Regions from separate parts of the Homo sapiens genome. Here region 2 is linked to region 1. Evidence: chromatin loops called from intact Hi-C (ENCODE). Cell type or tissue: MCF 10A. All regions are shown on one strand. Links, peaks and the distances in the headings refer to the core of each region. The heading gives the core; the rest is flanking DNA.

Region 1 (10,420 bases), core at 6,398-10,397:
TCTCTGGCTGCCCTGAACAGTTTTTCCTTCATTTCAACCTTGGAGAATCTGATGATTATGTATCTTGTGATTGATCTCGTGGAGTATCTTAATGATGTTCTCTGTATTTCCTGAATTTGTGTGTTGGCCTGCCTTGCTAGGTTGAGGAAGTTCCGGATAATATCCTGAAGTGTGTTTTCTAGCTTGTTTCCATTCTCCCTGTCTCCTTCTTGTACTCCAATCAATCATAGATTCAGTCTTTTTATGAAGTTTCATATTTCTTGGAGGTTTTGTTCATTCCTTTTCATTCTTTTTTCTCTATTCTTGTCTGCATGTCTTATGTCAGTAACGTTGTCTTCAAACTCTGATTTTTTTTCCACTTGGTCGATTCAGCTGTTGATACTTGTGTATGCTTCACGAAGTTCTCATGCTGTGTTTTTCAGCTCCATCAGGTTGTTTTTTGCTGGCTGCTGCCCCTCCCCTAAACAGCTCAAATGGCTTAGACAGCAGGCAGCCAAAGCTGGTGCTGGTCGCCCCTCCCTCTGGGAGTTCAGTAGGCTTAAGCAGATTCCAGCTGAGAGGCTGTAAGAATCTGCATGTTCCAGGGTTGGAACACTAGGCTTCAGTGGCGTGAGTTCGTGAGTGGAATCTTCCAATCTGTGGGTTGCACAGTTCCATGGAAAAAGCAGTTTCTTTGGCTGTGTAGTGGGCTCACTTACCTCCTTCCTTGGCTGGGGGAAAAGGGCATCCCTGCCCTGTGTGGCTCTCAGGTGGGCTGCTGTACCACACTGGTCTTCCTTCTTTCAGTGGGTCATGCCAGCCTTCTAGTCAATTTTGTTCAGAGAACCTTGATCCCTTTGTTGCTGGTGAAGGAGTCACATGATTGTTACAGTTTTTTCAATGGGAGACTCCGAGCACCATTGCTTCTAGTGGGCCATCTTATTATTGCAGATTAACCATTTCTTATCAAAACTTGTTGCAAATCTTGTCCCAGTTTTTTTCATTGTGACTGTAATGATTTTTACATACATTTTTAATGAAATAATATATATTATACTTGTCTTCTATAGCTCTTTACATTGTTTTGTTTGCTTTTCATTCTTTACACAGCTGCCATAGCATGCTAAACATATGATTAGCTGTGACCCAGACTCTCTACCAACACATCAAGATTCATTTGTCATAAACAGAAAGATTGCAGGAAAAGGTCATCAGTGAACGAATATGTCTCCTCTGTCTAAATAATCCTTAATTACACCATACGTAACCCCTATCGGATAGTGTTGACCATGTGAATGAATTGTGCCATGATTTGGAGTGGTTTTCCCCTGCCAAAACTCATGTTGAAATTTGATTCCCAATATGGCAGTGTTAAATGGTGGAGTCTACTGGAGGGTGTTTGTTTCATGGGTGAATAGATTAATGCCCTCTTGCAAGAGTTAAGTGAGTTCTCACTCTCTAGAGAATGAATTAGTTCCTGAGAGAGCAGTGACTCCAACCTCTCCTGCATGTCTCTTTGGACACACCTGCTTCCCTTTCCACTTTCTGCCATAAATTGAAGAAGTGTGCAACCCTCATCATATGGGCTGCCCAATCTTGGACTTTCCAGCTCCAGAATCATGAGCCAAATAAACTTTATTTTTATAAATTACCTAGTCTCAGGTATTCTGTTATAGCAACACAAAACTGACTAAGACAAATTATACCTCAAGTCTGTATCCTCTTAAGTCAGCAAACTAACACAGGAACAGAAAAACCAAACACAAACACCGCATGTTCTCACTCATAAGTGGGAGTTTAGCAATGAGAACACATGGACACAGGGAGGGGAGCATCACACACTGGGATCTGCCCAGGTATGGGGGGCTAGGGGAGGGACAGCATTAGGAGAAATACCTAACGTAGATGATGGGTTGATGGGTGCAGCAAACCACCATTGCACATGTATACCTATGTAACAAACCTGCATGTTCTGCACATTATCCCAGAACTTAACGTATAATTTAAAAATAAATAAATACATAAAATAAAATAAAAAACACCAAATTAAAAAAAATATTTGCTTAATATTTCTATCAACATATATTTACTGAGCACCTACTTGAAGTTGGTCAGATTGAAAAGCATCACAGTTGTAACAAAAATTATTCTCTTAATTGAGATTCTATGCCTAAAAAGTATATTTAAGTGATTTCTTACATAGCAAACATCTGGATGAGCTTACTCTTCCACCTCCATCTGTTTGACATTTGAAGTCATCAGGTTCATCAGCAATAAAGGTCAAATAAGGAGTAAGTAAAGGAAGTGAGAAGTAAAGTGTGCATATTTACTATGCATGACAAACGAAGCTGCAAAATAAGAAGTGGAGTAAGTTGGTTCCACCCTGGAACTAAAATCTGGAAATAAACTTTCTGAAGCATAATCAGACTTCTGCTCCCAAAGGCAATAATGCCAAGCCCATTTTGATTCATCTCCAAAATAGCCTCTGTTATCCTCTTCCAACAGCATTTCTTTAGAATTAAAATTGTATTTGGATTAGGATTAAAAAGCTAATCAAGGACTTGTTCACTGCAGGACAATTTTTAAATCTTCAAGATCTGGAAGAAAGGCAGCCAAGAACCATGAAACATAACAGTGGAAGATGTTCTTGTTTTCTGACAAAGCGAAGAAAGATGCTGTTACTAACCTTGCCATATCCTCCACTCCCTACCCCAGCTGATTTCTGAATGTCATTAGTTTGACCATTTTATGGCCTCCTTTACAAGTTTTGTTCAGACCGAAAACAGCATACTACACTGAGTAAGGAGACAGACTGACTCAGTCCCATTCTTCTTTAATAACCTCAGTCAGTGGCTCTTGGCCTAAAAGTCTCATGACGCTTTTTCTCTTCCCAAGTAGATATGAGCTTTTACTTTCCCAAATCATCCTTCTTTGCACATGCTGGTAGGTGCATATTGTACGACACTCACTGTATACAGTCATGCATTGCTTAATGATGCAGATACATTCAGATAAATGTGTTCTTGGGCAATGTAATCATCATGCACATGTCATAGAGTGTACTAACACAAACCTAAGATAGTATAGACTACTACACACCTAGGCTATACACTATAGCCTATTGCTCCTATGCTACAAACTTGTACAGCATCGTGGTACTGTACTGAATACTGTGGGCAATTATACTACAATGATATTTGTGTATCTAAACTTATCTAAGCATTTATAAATGAACAGTCAAAGTATACTATTATAATCATATGAGACCACCATCATATATGTGGTGTGGCATTGACCAAACATTGTTATGCAGCGTATGACTATACTTCCAACCATGGCATTCATTTGCAGACTCTTTGTATGCTACTCTTCTCCCTCCCAACAGATTGTATCGATGCATATACTTCTTGTTTCCTTTTGTGGTTGCTGAACAAAGTGCTTGCAGAATTGAAGTGAGACTGGCAGAGTCTCTTTCTTATACTCTATCTCTGCCTTTTGTCATTTCCCCAGTTCTTTTGAGCCTGAAAATTAAAATGATGAGAAATATAATTGGCTGAATATTTGTGTCCCCGTAAATTCACCTGTTAAAATGTAATCACCAATGTGATGATATTATGATGTGGAATGTTTGGGAGGTGATTAGGTCATGAGGGTGGAGCCCTCATGAATGGGATTACTGTCCTTATAAAAAGGATCTCAGAGAGCTCCTTTACCCCTTGTACCATGTGAGGACATAGTGAGAAGACCACCACCTGTGAGTTATGAAGTGGGCCCTCACAGACACCAAATCTGCTGGTACCTTGATTTTGGACTTCCCAACCTCCAGAACTGTGAGAAATAAATTTTTATTGTTCGTACGCCATCCAGCCTATGGAATTCTGTTATAGTAGCCCAAACAGGCTAAGACAAGGAAAAATAAAACACTGCTTACAGAGGGAAAATAAACAAGGTCTGAGTTTTCTCCAGACCTGCGTGGATCATAATCCAGGATATGCACTTTCAACAGAAGAAAAGTGAAAATATTTACTGGGCAAACCGCGCATTACCCTGCAGGGTGGTCTGATACTTCTCTACTTTACAGACCACAGTGCACTAGGACTACATGTACAGATTGCTGCATACTTTACTTAGAATGGGTCAAAAGTCTCCTTTCTGAGTGATACTCCCTTCTGAATGTTTTGAACATTGGAATTCATAGGGCTCTCTCCTTTCTTTCTTGCCAAGATTATTAGGATTGAGTGAGACCATCACTGGCTGACTGTTGGCCAGACAAAACATGTATTCAAACAGACAAATTATCTGACCATTATTAAATAACAGAATTCCTTAAATTCTACAGTTTAGCTATCACAACAACTAACAAATGTTTGGCCCTTGCTATATGCTTGGCTCTGTGCTAATCACAGGGAATATAAAAGCAAATAAAATATACCCTTATCCATACCCTTGAGGAACTCTCAGTCTAGTGGGAGAGATAGACAAGTTAACAAATATTCCAGTACAATGCAATACATACTATAAAAGAACAAAGAAAAAGTGCCATTGAAACACTAACTACAAAATCATCTTGTTGAAATATTAAATAGGAAGTGATCAACTTAACCTGGAATGCCAACATGTATTCACTGAGTACCTCCTGTGATCCAGTTACAAGGGAATGATGAAAAGAACTAACTAATGTTCAGAAATCAAGGAGGGGCTTTTAGAGGAAATGAAATTACAACCAAGATATGAGAGGTGAGCTGGAATTAGCTAGGAAAGAAATTACAAAAGGGGGATCCTAGCAGAGAGATAGCATGAGTGAAGATCTTCAGATGAGATGTAAGTATTTACAGAAGCCTGTATAGCTTGAATATAGGAAACTAAGTTGGGAGTCCCAGGAGATGGAAATTTAGAGGCTGGGACCAGACAACTCAAGTTCTGGTAGGCCAGCTAAAGAGATTATATTTTTGTCTAAGTGCACTGGGAGGCCATTAAAGTGTGTAAATTGGTAGTCAAATTTCTCCCAAATATCTCTGAGTCCTTCTCGCATGTTTAAATGAGCATGGTACAGTACTGTACTGATAAACACTATTTGATCCTCTGGTGCAAGACCCTACCACTTTGTAGCACTCTCCTCTTCTGAATGAACTCCTGCACTCATTTTCAGTGATTACATCTCCTTATTGAGGATTTAACTGTCTCCTGTCTCCCCTCTCTGACTGTCCCCACATACCTTACATCTAGTACCTGTGTCCCCAGAATCCCCTTTAGCCAAGCTGATCTGTAGTCTTCCAACTTCTTAGGATGTTTTCTCTCCTCTAGCTTCCTGTAGCACCAATCCCTTCAACCTCCTTCCCTTCCTTCAGATTCTTACTTCCACTTCTCTGACTCTCCCTAGCTCCTCTCTTCTATGATTTGGTGTGTACTGTGTTCGTGGGTGAAGTGAGCAGAAAGGTTCAGATTCATTGAATCTGATAATGATAATAAATTGTTTGTAGTCTTTTTCTTTGCTTGTGTTTTCTATCTTGACTGAAAATATGAAATATTTGCATTACTGTAGAATGTATGTCACAATTTACATACTCCCTGCTTGGCAGTTTTAGAGCATTTCTAATAGGTATTTTTCCTGCAGAAAAGTGTGGTAGAGACACCTACTGAGCATTTACATCTGGTTTTTCTCTCCTTCTGGGCACATAAAAGGGTAAGACTCCCTTTCTCTTTGCACTGAGGCAGGGCCATGTCACTAGCCAAAGGGCTGTAATGCCAAAGTGACATGTGTCACTTCTGAGCCAGTGCATTCAAGTACAGCACAAGACTCTCCAGAGCCCTGGTCCCCTGCTGCACCAACCGAGGAGGTCCCACGTTGCAGAAGGTGCATCAGAGTTGCTATATAGAGGAAAGTTGCTGAGTTACCTTGACCTGCAGTGAACTTGAATTTGATGTTAGCATTTTTGTGACATCTGTTATCATAGCATATCAAAGCATATTCTGATATTCTCACTAATACAGAAAGGTTGTGAGAATTGATCAGACTCCCTTCCCACATTATACTTATTTCCTTGCAAGCATTCTCATTGTCTTCATAGGTGTGTTTTATTCTCTATATTTGATAGGAAGTTTGTTTGTGATTATTCTTTTTAATTAATTCTCCCTCTGCCTCTAACCAATGTTCTTGTAGTAAATAATCATATTCACTTCATTGAGTTAACATAACAGAAAGCACAGACTAAATAATCAAAATTTGTTTCACTCTCACCTTTCTTTTCTTCTTTCCTTTTATCCTTCCTTCCTCGCTACCTTTTCTTCCCTTCTTGCTTTTCTTTCTTTCTTTTATCCATTTCTCCCCCTCTGTCCTTTTCACCTTCTGCAAACAATGTCTGCTCAGTAAATGCTACTGATTACCTATTAATTGATTTTTTTTAATCCCTAAAGCGCTAAGTTCTATGTCCTTCCCCTTATCTCCCCCTCTATTCTTGCTTTCCCCTCTCCTTCCACCTTGAGACCCCTACTCTGGTTTAGAATAACACGTTTTTGTTGTGTTTTTTTGTTTTGTTTTGTTTTCTCCTTTGACACGGTTCAGGGACTCAACCTGACAGTTTGAGGGAATCTTGAGAATGAGGGTTTCCATCTCCCCTTTGGGTTTCTAGGCTGCATAGTGGAACCTAATCTCCCCAAAACCTCCTTATACTCCTTTCTATAAAAGTTATTCTATCAAAATAATCAGAAATAGTAAGAAGATCACAAAAACCTTTGACAAGGAGAAGTCACAGAATTTAAAGATCTGTCACATAGATCTTTAGGCTCATAATTCCAATGTAAATTTCTACTTTCTTCTCTAAAGTGATAAATGATCTAAAGAAAATTTTAAAATGCACTGAAAATGATAAAGCATAAGTAATTCTTGAGCTAGCAAATTTTGCTGGCACTGTGTATATAAGCGGCTGGAATTGGGCAATGATGCTCATCTATTTACTTATACGACTCTGGCCATTACTCCTGAGGTACTCCTTTATGCTTACATGCACCCAGTTTCTGTCCTTTAATTTGGTTCCTGGTCTTCAGCCGTAGATGCAACTCAACTACTGCCCTTATCTACAGATGGTGCTTCTTGATTTTACTCTTCAAAGTCCTCTGTCTGGCATCTCTGTGTTTAGACATTTCCTCTGGCTTTATTCATTCTAGGTCAACCCTCAGAAACCCACCTCAGTTCTAACCTTAGCAGCCCAAGATGGACTTGGGCACATATGAACAACAGAACTAAAAACATTTTAAAAGTGAACATGAAGCATTTAACCAGAAGGCCATGTTGTGCTACTTTCCAAGTCAGTTGTTAAACATGGACATTATTAAAAATAAACTGGCCGGGTGCAGTGGCTCATGCCTGTTATCCTAACACTTTGTGGACCAAGGCAGGCAGATTCCCTAAGCCCAGGAGTTCCAGACCAACCTGGGCAACATTGTGAAACCCTGTGTCTACAAAAGAAAATACAAAAACTAGCCAGGCATGGTGGTGCACACCTGTACTCCCAACTACACAGGAGGCTGAGGCACGAGGATCACTTGAGCCTGGGAGGTTGAGGCTGCAGTGAGCTGTGATCTTGCTACTGCACTCCAGCCTAGGCAACACAGCAAGGCCATGTCTCAAAATAAATACATAAAAAATAAATTAAATAAATAAATAAATAAACTAAACTTTTAACTAAGCTATGTTAAAATAAAGGGAATATATACGCAAAACTAATCACTTCTTAATTATTTTACTAGATTTTTACTATTTTCTATTCTCTTGGGGTTATTTGCATCTAATGTATCTGTATGATGATTATATAATGGTATACCACTGTGCATGTCTTCCCAACTTTGAGTTCAATGACATTAGCCATTGTGAGAGTATTTAGACTAAGGAAATCAACAAATACTACAAATCAGGGTGTTTTCCTCCATATACCCAACTGATCAACACTTATCAGCAAGGGTGGCAGTTTCTCTTCGATGTGGTTAATGAAGACAAAACCATAAGGTAGGGGAATTATTCATGGTTACTTCCCCAGAATGTACTCCCATACTGTTCCTTTCCTTAACAGAACACTAAATAACCCAGCCATATAGTTTGCTTGATACCTTGCCTTCAGCTACAGAATGGGGCCCTTATTGTCTTAAGCAAAGTGGTTTAATCCCAAATCTCACTACAGTAAGCCTGGTTTGAAGACATATTCATGATCCAAATCAGGCCACCCATGACCACTGAGGCTGATTTGAGGGAGCTGCATTTGAGCTACCAGGAAATTCAATCTGTCATTCCTGTTACATATGAATAAAGAAGCACAAAGCTCTGGAAGACACTGGTAATCATCTTAGAACACAAACGAAAGAGACTGCCCATGCATGAATATAAGCTGAGGACATAAACCAAGAAATAGTGAGAGAAAAACTAGGTTGGACTAGGCCTTCTCTGAATATCTAATCTTAGGCTTCCTGTAAGTTAATGCCCTTAGTTAGACTGAAGTGGACTTTTAGTTATTTGTACAAAAATGATTCCTTTCTAATACACAATATGGAGTGTGTATCTTTAGATGAGGTCTTTGCAGGAAGAAAGTAAACACTCTTCACACTCTTCACCCTTCGTATGATAACTTTATATGGGTATATGCCCGACTCTTCAACCAGGGAGCAAGCTCTTTGTAGGCTGAAACTTCTTATTGCACATCTTTGTGTCTGTAGTTACCTTAATACTGCACCCTGCAAGTGGGGAGCAAGTAGTAAGTGCTTAATATAGGTTTGCTTAATTGAATTGGTTAGTAAGTCAGAGAGAGATTGTGCAAGAAATGGAATGAATCAGAGTAAATTCCTCTTCGCTTCTTTGGCCAAGCAGCCAATATGAATCCATCTGTTGTCATTTCTGAATGTCCCAGAGAAAAAGGAATGAAGCAATGTAGCTCTTGAGTCCAACAGTCCAGTCTTTCAACTGAAGGAAGTTGTAGTTTTCTTCTGGGATAGAGTGAAAATAGGCCTTGGTCTTCCACTTGGCATAAACAGTAAGAAAACTCCTTTGGTCTATGTTTCCATGATGCTAAGTATCTGGATAAGAATGAAAATGTGCAGTCAACATGCTTCAGAAACTCCATGCATGTGATACCACATCAGCAAAATATCAAGTTACTTAACCAGACTTCTCATTTTCTCTGCAGGAGTCTGGGTTGTTTATATCCATGAAAGTGATGACAATGAGTATAACTGTCCCAGAACAGTGTGGCACTGTGAGTCTGAATGAAGCCAGTCCCTTATTACTTGGGGAGGGAGATAGGTATGGAACACTGGCAAGTCAACATGAATGTTTCAGTTACATTTCAAGGAAGAAGGAGAAAATACCCATAGAAACAGGAGTGCTGCCTGCTTCTGCTTTCCCATGCTTCCTCTGTTTCTTTTCTTCCACAGCCCTATTGATGTCCAACTTACATCTTATTTATTTACATATTTTTCTTTTTTTGAGAAAAGGTCTTACTCTGTCACCCAGGCTGGACTGCAGTGGTGCGATCTAGGCTCACAGCAACCTCCCTCTCCTGGATTCAAGCAATACTCCTGTCTTAGCCCCCTGAGTAACTGGGATTACAGGCATGCACCACCATGTCCAGCTATTTTTTTTTTTTTTTTTTGTATTTTCAGTAGAGATGGAGTTTCACCATGTTGGTCAGGCTGGTCTCGAACTTCTGACCTCAAGTGATCCACCCACCTCTGCCTCCCAAAGTGCTGGAATTACAGACGTGAGCCACCACGCCTGACCTATTTTCAAAAATTTAAGTTTTCTATTTCCCAAAATATAAGTGCCAGGAAGGCAAGGATTTGTCTTTATTTTTGTTCACAGCTGTATTCCCACTACCTCAAATAGATTTTGGCATGCAGTAAATGCTCAAGAAATATTCATTAAACAAATGAATGGCCTTTAGGATGGCCATTTGCCAATAAGTTCATAAATTAGAAATTAAAATGGCCAGGTTAAAAAAAAAAAAAAAAACATTGTTTTTCTCCCCCCAAGTTAAATTAAAAGACCTTGTGACAATTAGTTCTGGCTCAACTAAAGTCTAACTGTGTGACTATAATCAATTTGCTTAACATTCTGCTCCTTCATTTCTCCATCTGGAAAATGGGCATAATAGTACCAGAAACATTCTTCAAAAGCTTTCAAGACTCTCAAAAGAGGCAACAACTATAAAAGCATTAGGTTCAAGATTCAATGCAGATGCTTAGCATTGTTTCATAAAATTAAATAAGGATCTCATTGTCCTTTAACTCACTAAGCTGGCAAAATTTCATTTTTCTGCTTCTGTTCTTATACATACTAAAGACTATACATTAAGCAACTTTCTGTATTTTCATTTCATCCAAAGTATTGTTGATATAAATTTTAATTAACCAATCATTTTCAAACAAAACTGTAATTTCTGACACTTTAAATTTGCCT
Region 2 (11,982 bases), core at 4,679-8,678, 120 kb after region 1:
CAGTGAATGTCAAAGAAAAGATCTGTTCTCTGGCTAATGCTTACACCTTGCATCTCAACCAGTTTTTGGCTAGAGTAAAATTCTGTCAGTTTACCCTTGATCATAGAAAGAACCAGGAAAAAGAATGTAGGTGAATCAATGCAAAACCATCACCACTCTTGAAAAATAATTCAAATAGTCATTTCCTATTGATCGTGCAAACCGCAGCATTTTCTTAGAAGATATTATGCATTCTGCACCTTGATGAAATTACTTTTTTGATCTCCTTAAATCTCTTCTCATATGTTGATTATTTTTCAAATGCCAGTGTTGACAATCGTCTGGATCCATATTTTGTATGGTCTATGGAGTGACATGAACTTCATAGAGAACATGTATTTCTTGGCAACTCTCACTGCAATATAATGGATTGTCTGACACATATTTGAAATGAGTTGCAGCAGACTATAATACTCCATCTTTTTTCACTCAGCCTGTTTCCACATCATGGCCACATATGGATGGCTGCTTGACCCTTAGTGAAAGATATATCAAGTGTTCCACCCTAATTTTAAATGAGAAAAATAGAGCAAAATAGCCAATTTTATCCTCAATCCCAGGGAACAGGTGAGAAACTCTTTTTCTCATTAAGAAAAATATCCCCACATGTGAGAAGAGATTATAGATTGTATTTCCACTCTCCTCCTGCCACTGCCACCCTACTAATACCCTTTACCGTATACCGTATGAAAATGAAAGCTCATAAAAGTCACCCCTTCCCTGTTTACACTCATTCAGTCAAAATTTATTGGTTCCCTGCTTTAGAATTGGCACTGGTTTCGTTGATGGTAGGAGATCAAAAGTATTTGTTGTACTCTAAGAGAGTTTACAGTCCAGAAGAGGAAGCGGAATTCTGTATTTGTGTATTTAAATGAGCTTAGACTTACAATAGCTCTTTAAAAATTATAACCATCTTCATAAAACACCTAACATATTCAAATCTAATAAATGAGATGAATAAAACATGCTTATGAGAGTTCTGACTGTAGGAGTAAATATTGGGTAATCAGGAGAATGAGAGGAAGGAAAAGTCCTATGGGGCATCTCCTGTGTGTCAGACATAGACCTTTCTTATTTGTTACAAGTTTTTGAAATACATTATTGTTCTATTTTCCAAATATATAAATTGAGGCTTAGAAATAATAGACAGATTGTCCAAGATTATATAGTTATGAATTAGAAACCAAGGCTTTGAAGCCAGTACCGTTTGAACCTAAAGACCAAGACTTTTTCTAGATTTGAGATTATGAAATAGTTGGAACCTGAGCTAGATTTTCATTAATGGGTACAGAGATGGGGAAAAGAACAGAAAAAACTGACAGAAAAAAGAAACCAGAAAAAAAGGCAGGAAAGTGTGTAGTGCTAAAATTAACATGATTAGAATAAATGACTCAAATATGGCAATAGTTGGCAAGGTTAGAAAATTGCATTGGGTCTTTGAATTCTAGATCAGCAGCGCTGAATTCTATCCTTCTGGGACTGAAGAATCAGTAAGAGCTTCTGACAGAGAAATGGCAAAATGAACATGAAACACTAGGGAGGTTTTCCTGGTTGTAGTACATAGTGTATGGGGGAATACCAGAGGCAGGGTAGAATACCAGACTAGAGTGACTTTCTAGGAAGCTAAAATATCCAGACCAAGGGTCTTATTTTGTGTGCTCATTTGTCCATATGTGAATGGAGATTTTATAAAAAGCACTTATTTAAAAGTTTTTTAAATTAGGTGAAGCAAACTTCTTCCTCCACCAGATAATAAATTTTTATATAGTGAATCTTAATAAATAGGACCTCCCCCACCTGGTTTCTGAACCTGAAAACCTTGGCATCATTCTGGACTCCATTTCTCTCATATCCTACATCCAATTTATCAGAGAATCCTGATAACTCTACCTTTCAAGTTCAAATCCAATCATTCTCTCCTATGCATGTAGCCATAGTTAGGAGAGAACCATCATGATTCTCATGTTTAGGAGAGAATTGGTTACCATCATCTCTCCCTCCTCCTACCTTTTTCCCAGTACCATCTACCCCTTACTCAGTGGCTAGAGCAATTCTTTGAAACTACAATTCCAATGAATAATTTACATAATGGAAAACTTCAGTGGCTTCCCATCACATGTAAAGCAAAATCTCAAATCTTCATCCTAGTCCCCAAAGCCCTTCAGAAACTGGCTTCTGTCTGTGCATCTGATGCATTTCCCACTCTTGATCCCCTGGTGGCTCTGTCCCAACCATGCTGACCTTGTTCTGCCCTTGTTCTTCCACAAATACACTAAACATACTCCGAACTCAAAACCTTTTCACTTTGGGTTCTGCCTAAAATACATCTCCCAGAAATTCACATTTCTCCTTCCCTTATTTTGTTTGGGTTTCTGTGGGGAAAATGCCACCTATTCATAGAGCACTTCCCACAGCATCATCTCTGTAATAATACTTCTCTGACCCCATTCCTTATCTCTTTACCTTGCTTCATTTTCTTTGTAGAACCTATCTCTATTAAATTTAATAATTACTATTTTGTCTTTTTGTTCCCTGCTGTATCTCTGATGCTAAATCAATGACTGAAATAGGTGTTCAGTGTTTATTTATTCAAAGATAATTTGATGTATATGAATATATATTAATAGACATTATAACAGCAATCAAATGGCATGTATATATAGTGAACATTTTTCAAGCCATATTTGGTTTATTTTTAAACATGGCCTCCTTTCAATTACCCATTGTCTGGATCTTCCAAGGGTAATAGCTTACAAAGTCTGAATAATGGTTTATTTTCTTGCTACAGAGTTGCAAGTAACCTTAGTTCTTTTTTTAATTCACTTTTTTTTAACTTTTAAGCTAAGGTATTTTTAATTTAGGTAAAATTTACATAACAATAAAATTAATCATTTTGTGGTACATAGACACCATGGAATACTACACAACCATATAAAAGAACAAAATCACAGCCTTTGCAGCAACATGGATGCAGCTGGAGGCCATTATTGTCAGCAAATTAATACCTGAACAGAAAACCAAATACTACATGTTCTCACAAGTGGGAGCTAAACATTGGGTACTCATGGACATAAAGATGGCAAAAATAGACACTAGGAACTACTAGAGTGGGGAAGGAGGGAACGGGAAAGGGCTGAAAAATTACCCATTGGGTACTATGCTCAGTATCTGGGGATGGGATCAATCTTACCCCAAACCTCAGGATCATGCAATATATCCATCTAACAAGTCTGCACATGTACCCCCAAAAATTAAAAGCTGAAATTATTTTTTATTACCATTTTAAAGTGTAATTAGTTTTATTTACTATATTCTGTTGTGTGTCATTTAGTACATTCACAATTTTGTGCAAATACCACCTTTATCTACTATATTCTGTTGTGTGTCATTTAGTACATTCACAATTTTGTGCAAATACCACCTTTATCTAGTTTAATACTTTTTCATAAATAATATTTTCTAAACTATTCAATTTGGAATGATAGGAAACAAATTTGTTATATTACAAATGGTAAATAAAGAGAAAGAATCAAATGTTTATCTCATCATCCCTCTGTAAGCTGTTATACTGAGTAATCAAATAGTGGATGAGGGGAAGTGGCTCCCTTTAAAAGTATTCTGAGTGATAAATCTTTTTAAAAAGAGTATCAGTTTGGTATTTCATTGTTTGAAATCCTTGACGAATTAATGGATATAGCCATTGAACATGAACATGTACAAACATCAAAAAAGAAAGACAGCCAGGCGTTATGTGTCTGGCAATACAAGAACATAATGCCATCTGTGGCTTTGCCAAAGAGAAAGAATAGACACTGTCTAAGCCTCTGCATTTTGCTGCCAGTTTCCCAGAAACTGCACCATGAGTATGTACTCAATGAAGTCCAGACTGTGGGAAACTCTATAGGTCAAATTCCCTAGTTCTTCAACAATTGTAAGGAGCACAGCTTGAAGGAAAAACTTGAAGATTAATAGACTTAAAGCATATAGCAGTTGTTATTAATGAGCAAGTTTAAACACAGTGTCCTTGGATGAACATTTGGTTGATAAAATTGTAAAGAAAAGCAAGGAAATGATAGCTATAGAAGTCACAGTCATAGTTATTTTGGAGAAGACAGAAGTGTCTGTGACTGTGACAGGGCACACGTAGGTGCCTAAAGTTTTATTTATTGACCTGAGCAATAGTTTCAAGAGTGTAATTTAAAAATTGAGTTTCTCAGATAAATACACAAATGGAACAGAATAGGGACCCCAGAAATAATGCCACACACCTACAACCCTCTGATTTTCAACAAAGTGGACAAAAACAAGAAATGGGGAAAGGACTCCTTATTCAATAAATGGTTCTGGGATAACTGGATAGCCATAAGAAGAAGATTGAAATGGGATACCTTCCTTAAACCACATACAAAATTCAACTCAAGATGAATTAAAGACTTAAACGTAAAACCTAAAACTATACAAACTTTGGAATATAACCTAGGAAATACCATTCTAGACATAGGACCTGGCAATGATTTCATGATGACTATAACAAAAACAATTGCAACAAAAACAAAAATTGACAAATAGGACCTAATTCAACTAAAGAGCTTCTACACAGCAAAAGAAACTAACAACAAAGTGAACAGACAACATATAGAATGGAATAAAATATTTGCAAAGTATATATCTGACCAAAGTCTAATATCCAGAATCTATAAGGAACATAAATTTACAAGCAAAAAACAAACAACCCCATTAATAAGTGGGCAAAAAACATGAACAGACACTTTTCAAAAGAAGACGTATACACAGCCAACAAGCATATGAAAAAGTGCTTAACACCACTAATCATTAGAAAAATGCAAATCAAAACCACAATGAAATACTATCTCATACCAGTCAGAATGGCTATTATAAAAAGTTAAAAAATAACAGATGCTGGTGAGGTTGTGGAGACAAGGGAGCACTTATACACTGCTGGTGGGAATGTAAATCAGTCCAGCCATTGTGGAAAGCAGTTTGGCAATTTCTCAAAGACCTTAAAAACATTATCATTTGACCCAGCAATGCCACTATTGAGTGTATACCCAAAGGAATATAAATTGTTCTACTATAAAGAACATGTATGCACGCATATGTTCATCACAACACTATTCTCAATAGCAAAGACATAGAATCAACCTAAATGTCCATCAGTGATATAATGAATAAAGAAAATATGGTACATATACACCATGGAATACTATACAGCTATATGAAACAACAAGATTATGTCCTTTGTAGCACCATGGATGGAGCCAGATGCCATTATCCTAAGCAAACTAACACAGGAACAGAAAACCCAATACAGCATGTTTTCACTTACAAGTGAGAGCTAAACATTGAGTACACATGGGCACAAAGAAGGGAACACTAGACACCTGGGCCTTTGTGAGGGTGGAGGTTGGGAAGACGGTGAGGATCAAGAAAATCACCTACTGGCTACTATATATATTACCTGAGTGACAAAAATACTCTGTACATAAACCCCTGTGACATGCAATTTACCTATATAACAAACTTGCACATGTACCCCTGAACCTAAAAGTAAAAAAAAAAAAAATCAAGTTTCTCCCTAAGAGCAGAAACAAGACAAAAATGCTAGCTTTCACCATTGAGATTCAACATCGCACCAATATTTCCAGCCAGAGCGATTAGACAATAGAAATAAAGGCATCCAAGTGAGAAATAAAAAAGTAAATCTATCTCTATTCACAGATGGTATGATCTTACATATAATAAATCCCATAAAATCCACCCAAAAAAAGCTACTAAAGCTAATGAATGAATTTAGCAAGTTGCAGGGTGCAAGATCAAACACAAAAATTGGTTGTCTTTATAAACAGTAGCAATGAACAATCTGAAAAGGAAATCAACAGATCCATTTACAACAGCATCCAGAAGAATAAAATACTTAGGAATAAATTTAATCACAGGGGTAAAAGACTTTTATAGTACTTTATACTATAAAACATTGCTGACAGAAGTTAAAGAAAACCTAAAGAAATAGAATGGCATCCTGTATTCGTGGATTGGAAGGCATAAAATTGTTAAGATGTCAATACTCCCCAAAGCAGTCTACAATCCCTACCAATATTTCAGTATCATTTTCTTGTTTTAGAAATGGAAAAGCCAGTATCAAATTTATATGAAATTGTGATGGCCTCCAAGTGGGCAAAACAATATTTAAAAAGAAGACTGAAATTAAAAGACTCATACTTCCTGATTTTGAAATTTAACTACGAATCTACAGTAATCTAAGTAGTGTGATATTGGCATAAGGATAGACAAATAGATCAATGGAATAGAATTTTGAGAGTCCAGAAATAAACCCACACATCTATGGCCAATCAATTATCAACAAGCATGCCAATATCATTCAATAGAGAAAGAACAACCTCTTTAACAAATTGTTCTGAGGCAACTGAATACCCCCATGCAAAGAATTAAATTGGACCCACAACTCATATCATATGCAAAAATTAATTCAAAATGAACAAATTATCTAAATATAAGAGTTAAAGCCATAAAACTCTTAGAAGAAAACATAGAGGTAAATCTTCATGGCTTTGGATTGGGCAGTGGATTCTTAGATATAACATTAAAAGCATGAGCTTACTATATAATTCCATTTATGGTAAATATCTAAAATAGGTAAATCCACAGAGACAGAAAGCAAATTAGTGATTGCCAAGGTCTTGGAGAAGGGTAGAATGGAAAGAAACTGCTTACTAAAATAAGAGGTTTTGATCTGGAGTAATATAAACGTTTTGAAACTAGCTATGTAGAGGTGGTGGTTGCCAACAGTGCGAATTTACTAAATGCCACTGAATTGTTCACTTTAAAGTGATTCATTTTCTGTTATGTGAACTTCACCTCAATAAATCACTTTTTAAAATGCATTAACCCAGTAAAAAGATAACCTACAATTCCATATATACTTCTTTATAAACTGTAGGATAGACTGATGTACTCTTTTGTTGAGAGGAGAGGAAAAATGAGGAGATGTTAATTCTGAAATAGTGACTTTAGGCAGAGAAAGGTCAGATTCCTTGTCTCACTCATAGTCATTATGGTAATTATTTCAAAAAATGAAAAGTTTCCATTTCTCCCCACATATCAAATTCATTCTAATGCATTTCCTCTGGCTTAGTGACAACCTGTTTAAACATGTGTTTCTTGCATTTTACAGACATACTTGGCAAGTGCAAGACAAAATCGATGCAAACAATGTGGCTTACACAACTGGGAAGCTAAGCTTTCACACTGATTATCCAGCCCTCCATCATCCACCTGGGGTAAGTGAGCTTCAACATATTTTCCACAAAGCATGATGATGACCAGTATCTTTTCGTATTTTGAGTCTAGAAGATTACACATTTCACCAGGTAGTTTGTCTTTTATAAATTTTTTCTCCAAACACAATCCAAGCTCACAAAATCTCTGTACCTAAATCCTAAATATCTTCACATTCCTAAAGGAGAGGATAATTTCATTCATTTAAAACAACAACAACAACAACAAAAACATTTCTTTGTTCTTCCTAGAAATTACTATTAGCATTTTTTGCTTTGCCAAGACAGATTTTAAGGTAGGAGTAAATCTTAAGGTCTTTTTGCACATATATTTCTAAGAAAGTTAAGAGAGAAAATGAAATCAGTAAACAAAATGTAGGGTTTCCCTCAAAGTCACATGGGCATCATTCATATCCATTAACTACTGCTGCATTAAAACTCATTCTACTATAAAGACACATGCACATGTATGTTTACTGCAGCACTGTTCACAATAGCAAAGATTTGGAACCAATCCAAATGCCCATCAATGACAGACTGGATAAAGAAAACGTGGCAGATATACGCCATAGAATACTATGCAGCCATAAGAAAGGATGAGTTCATGTCTTTTGCAGGGACATGGATGAAGATGGAAACCATCATTCTCAGCAAACTAACACAGGAACAGAAAATCAAACACCGCATGTTCTCGCCTATAAGTGGGAGTTGAACAATGAGAACACATGGACACAGAGAGAGGAACATCACACACTGGGGCCTGTTGGGGGGGTTGGGAGGATAGGGGAGGGATAGCATTAGAAGAAATACCTGATGTAGATCACGGGTTGATAGATGCAGCAAACCACCATGGCACGTGTATATATATGTAACAAACCTGCACATTCTGCACATGTATCCCAGAACTTAAAGTATAACAAAAAAAAAAAATAATAACTCACTCCCTAACTTGATGGCTTAAGAAAACATCCATTTACTTAGCCCTTGTTTTTTCAATATGGGCTGTATTCAGCTAGGCAGCTCCTGTCTTCAGTCATATACCTGCAATTGGTTGCTAAGTTGGCTTGGGACAGATTGACTTTCACTGAGATGGCTGGTTTCTGCTCCACTCGGTCTATTCACCACCAGTAGGCTAGCCCAAGTTTAATGCATATGGCAACTAGAAGAATTTTCAGACAGCTACACAACTTCTCAAGGCCTGGGCTAGTCACCTCTGCAATGTTATATTGGTCTAAGGAAGTAATAAATCTAGCCCACATTCAGGAGGTGAGGAAATAGACCGCTTATGGAGGAAGCTGCAAAAATGCATTATAAACTGTGTGACTACAAGGAACATAATAACAGTGGCTATTTTTGGAAACCATCCAACATCCCATCTATCAGATTCCTTGTCAAGGAGGGAAATGCTCAGTGTGAAGCCACAAATCCCCAGGAGAATCTCTGGGTGGACATTCTTTCTCTACATTTTTACAAAAGTTTCATTTTACTAAATGAGCTACATTTTTACAAAATCATCATTTTATTACACCAAAAATAAGTGGTTAGGAAACTACCTTTTAAAAGATATGCCATCCCTATTTTTACAGCTAAATTAGACTATGTGAAATAACCACATAGAAACCTATATCTTCAAAGGCAAATGAAAATTTGGGCAATTCTTAAGTTAACAAAGGAGAATGGGCCAAAATCACAATTAGCCCAATTTTTTTTTCATTATCTTCACTGTACATGTTTTCTCTGTGCCCTTATTGTTACCCATTCTTCTTGCCAGTATTAGCTACGCTAGTCTAGTATTTAACTTTACATGTTATAAATTATTTTGTTGATTGTAAAATACCACATGATTTCTTTGAACTAAGTGGCAGTAAAATGACCCCTGTAGACACACTTTTGGGTAAGGGTTGGGGGCAGGAGACACCCAGTGTGATTTTATTCTAAATGTGGCTCAGATTTTTCTAAAACCCTAGAGTTAAGAGCCAAATTAATCAGCTCAGCTCTTCTTCCAAACATAGCTTGAGGGAGTTGGATGGAATAAGGCTTAAAGAATGAGACTAGAAAACTAAAAGTTTTATTTGAATTTTTAAATTATCTTCTGTCTTTTAAGAATTTAAGTTTTGTTTCTGGGTTAAAATTTGAAGCCTAAGGAAAAGTGACCAAATGACTTCATAAATGTTCCTGAAGTATAATAGAATGCTTGACTTTTTCATAGTCATAGCACATTATACTACTTCAAAGCAGTTTTGCTTTCATTATTTTATCTGACTCTTCTTGACATTCCTTTAAGGTAGACAAGATTGATCATGTCTTTTTATGTCAGATGAGAAAATGAAACACGAGATTCAATATTTTTATAGGGTGACATTTGATTAAGGAGGAACTTGGACTTGAACCCAGGCCTCCATCTAGTTTTCTGTCACACCACACTGATCCTGAGCTGGAATTTCTAACTATTATAATTTATGTAGTAAAATAGAATATTTATAGATTTTATCGTACTTTACAAACTTCTTAAAGACAAGAATTGACTCTTGGGAAGAAAAAAGTTCTTTGTATTTCAATACTTTGTATCTCAATATTTACACGCACATTGCATGTAATAGAGACATCATAGATACACTATAAAGAGGCAAAGAAGTGCAACAAACCTGTACCTGTCTCCAGCAAATGAAACATCCAAACTAAGTGACTTGATAGGAGATTTTAAAATAGCAGATGATTCCTAAAATGTCTAGATTCTACTAGAATAATAAAATGTAGGCAACCTGTTTGTACTGTTGTTCAAACTTCCATTTTGAATTATTCCAGGTGAGTTGTGCCAAGGTTTGAGATTTTCTATAACAAACAGAACAAACCAATATATTTTTCTGTATAGATGAAATAATCTGAAAAATGAGTTACCTGTTGAGAGTTCAGTTTGATCGATTTGGATTATGTGGGGCAGAGATAAGGCACCACATCTTTAATGAAACAGAGATGTTGCTTCACTCACTGTTTTTGCAGAAGTCACATGCTGCATAAAGTAACATTCAGAAGGAAAATATTTTTGGTTCTGAATGACTCATATGAAGTAAAATTGGGTTTTATACATGACAGGCATGTATTTGCGTTTTAACCTAGCAATAAAAGTATTGTCAGGCTCCATCATCTTTTTTCTATTTGAAGATTGTATTAAAAGTGTAACTGTACAAAAGAAAGTATCAAGGGGCCTTGACATATGTAAATAACATTAAAAAATGATCTTTTTAAAAATTAGCACTTGAAATATTCTGTCAGTTCATGATGGCAAAATCTAAAAGGATTTAAAGAACACTGTGATCCTCCAAAAACAAAGTTATGCTATTGTTTTGCTACTCTGACCAGTTCCTTCCTCAAAAAAAAAAAAAAACATAATCCTATGTAACACCACTGGCCTAATACTTTGCAGCTCAGTTCCGACTACATTACTTTCATATTCAAAAGCCTTCAGTGAATTCCCTCTATGCACAAATACAAAAGCCCTTCATCTGATATTTAAGACTCTCCATCATGAGGCCTCACCAATTGCCCTTCCAACCTGATTCACTCTTTCTATTTATGGCCCTCTGCTGTAGCCAGACTTTTTATTACCCAGTGAACTGTGCATTTTTGCACATCATTATTTCTGTCACCTGATTTGCTTTCTCGTTCTATTCTGCATAACCCAAATCTCATCCATTCCCCTTTGCCTAACTTACCCGCCTCTTCCCCTTGAAATCCTTCCCTGCCTACTCCAACATCAAGTGCTCCATCTATGCAGCTCTTACAAGCTGTTCTTTTTGTTTGCTAATGAGCATTATCATGCCTGCATCTATGTCTTCAACTGTAACATGTTTGAACTATACAGTATTGATTATAAGCAACTTTTTTCTTCCCAACTCTTTTCTGATGACATAAGAAAGACAAAAAAAAAAGTTTATTGGCTTTGGTTCATTCATAGCTTTTTGAATCTTTAACACAGTATCAAAAAATGGTGCATGTATATTATTTTATTTTATTATTTATTTTATTGAAGATTAATTCTAATAATTAAAATGTAATTTAATATTTATTTAATAATGCATATTTTCTTTTTATAGGTTCAGCTTCTTCACTGCATAAAGCAAACAGTCACAGGGGGTGATTCAGAAATTGTAGATGGGTTTAATGTGTGCCAAAAACTAAAGAAAAATAATCCTCAGGCATTCCAGATTTTGTCCTCTACCTTTGTGGACTTTACAGACATTGGAGTGGATTACTGTGATTTTTCTGTACAATCAAAACATAAAATTATAGAGTAAGTACTATTTATAAATTTCCCATAGCAATAAAAGAATTGACAACAAAAGATCCACTAATCTAAAGTTTAAACAGCACAAAACTTCAACGAACTTCAGAGCTTTATTTTTATTAACATTTCACCCAATTTTAGAGTGATAGTATTTTCACCATAAAAGTTTTTATTAAATTACATAAAATTTATCCCTAATCAGTATTAGAGGAAAAGTAACTAAGATTTCACGTATACTTCATTTTTAGAATATAAGTTCTACATAGCTATAATCAATGTGATTATACTAGTTAGAAGGCTTTTGGCCAGAAGTGAAAGAATATAACTCAAAATAGGTTGATC

The links. Peaks named below come from ENCODE experiments on the same cell type or tissue, not always from the same donor. Only the 100,000 strongest peaks of a DNase experiment are listed, where the experiment ranks them.
Region 2: a loop joins it to region 1, with 2.3 times the contacts of the local background. A loop is called at or near these places in 4 of 110 quality-filtered maps.

What each region holds. Positions count from the first base shown.
Region 1 is chr11:26,983,324-26,993,743 of GRCh38, forward strand. It overlaps LOC124902650 (a long non-coding RNA gene), which reads right to left. Exons shown (of 2, transcript XR_007062630.1): 2 at 8,576-9,039. Among named protein-coding and RNA genes, the nearest start is that of FIBIN, 5.6 kb to the right of the region's middle. In MCF 10A, for the core only: no CTCF peak of the experiment used is centred there; a DNase peak (open chromatin) is centred at 8,828.
Region 2 is chr11:27,108,200-27,120,181 of GRCh38, forward strand. It overlaps BBOX1 (gamma-butyrobetaine hydroxylase 1), which reads left to right. Exons shown (of 9, transcript NM_003986.3): 6 at 7,253-7,358; 7 at 11,450-11,646. The region is part of intron 3 of BBOX1-AS1 (BBOX1 antisense RNA 1); the gene reads right to left. Among named protein-coding and RNA genes, the nearest start is that of BBOX1, 73 kb to the left of the region's middle. In MCF 10A, for the core only: no CTCF peak of the experiment used is centred there; no DNase peak of the experiment used is centred there.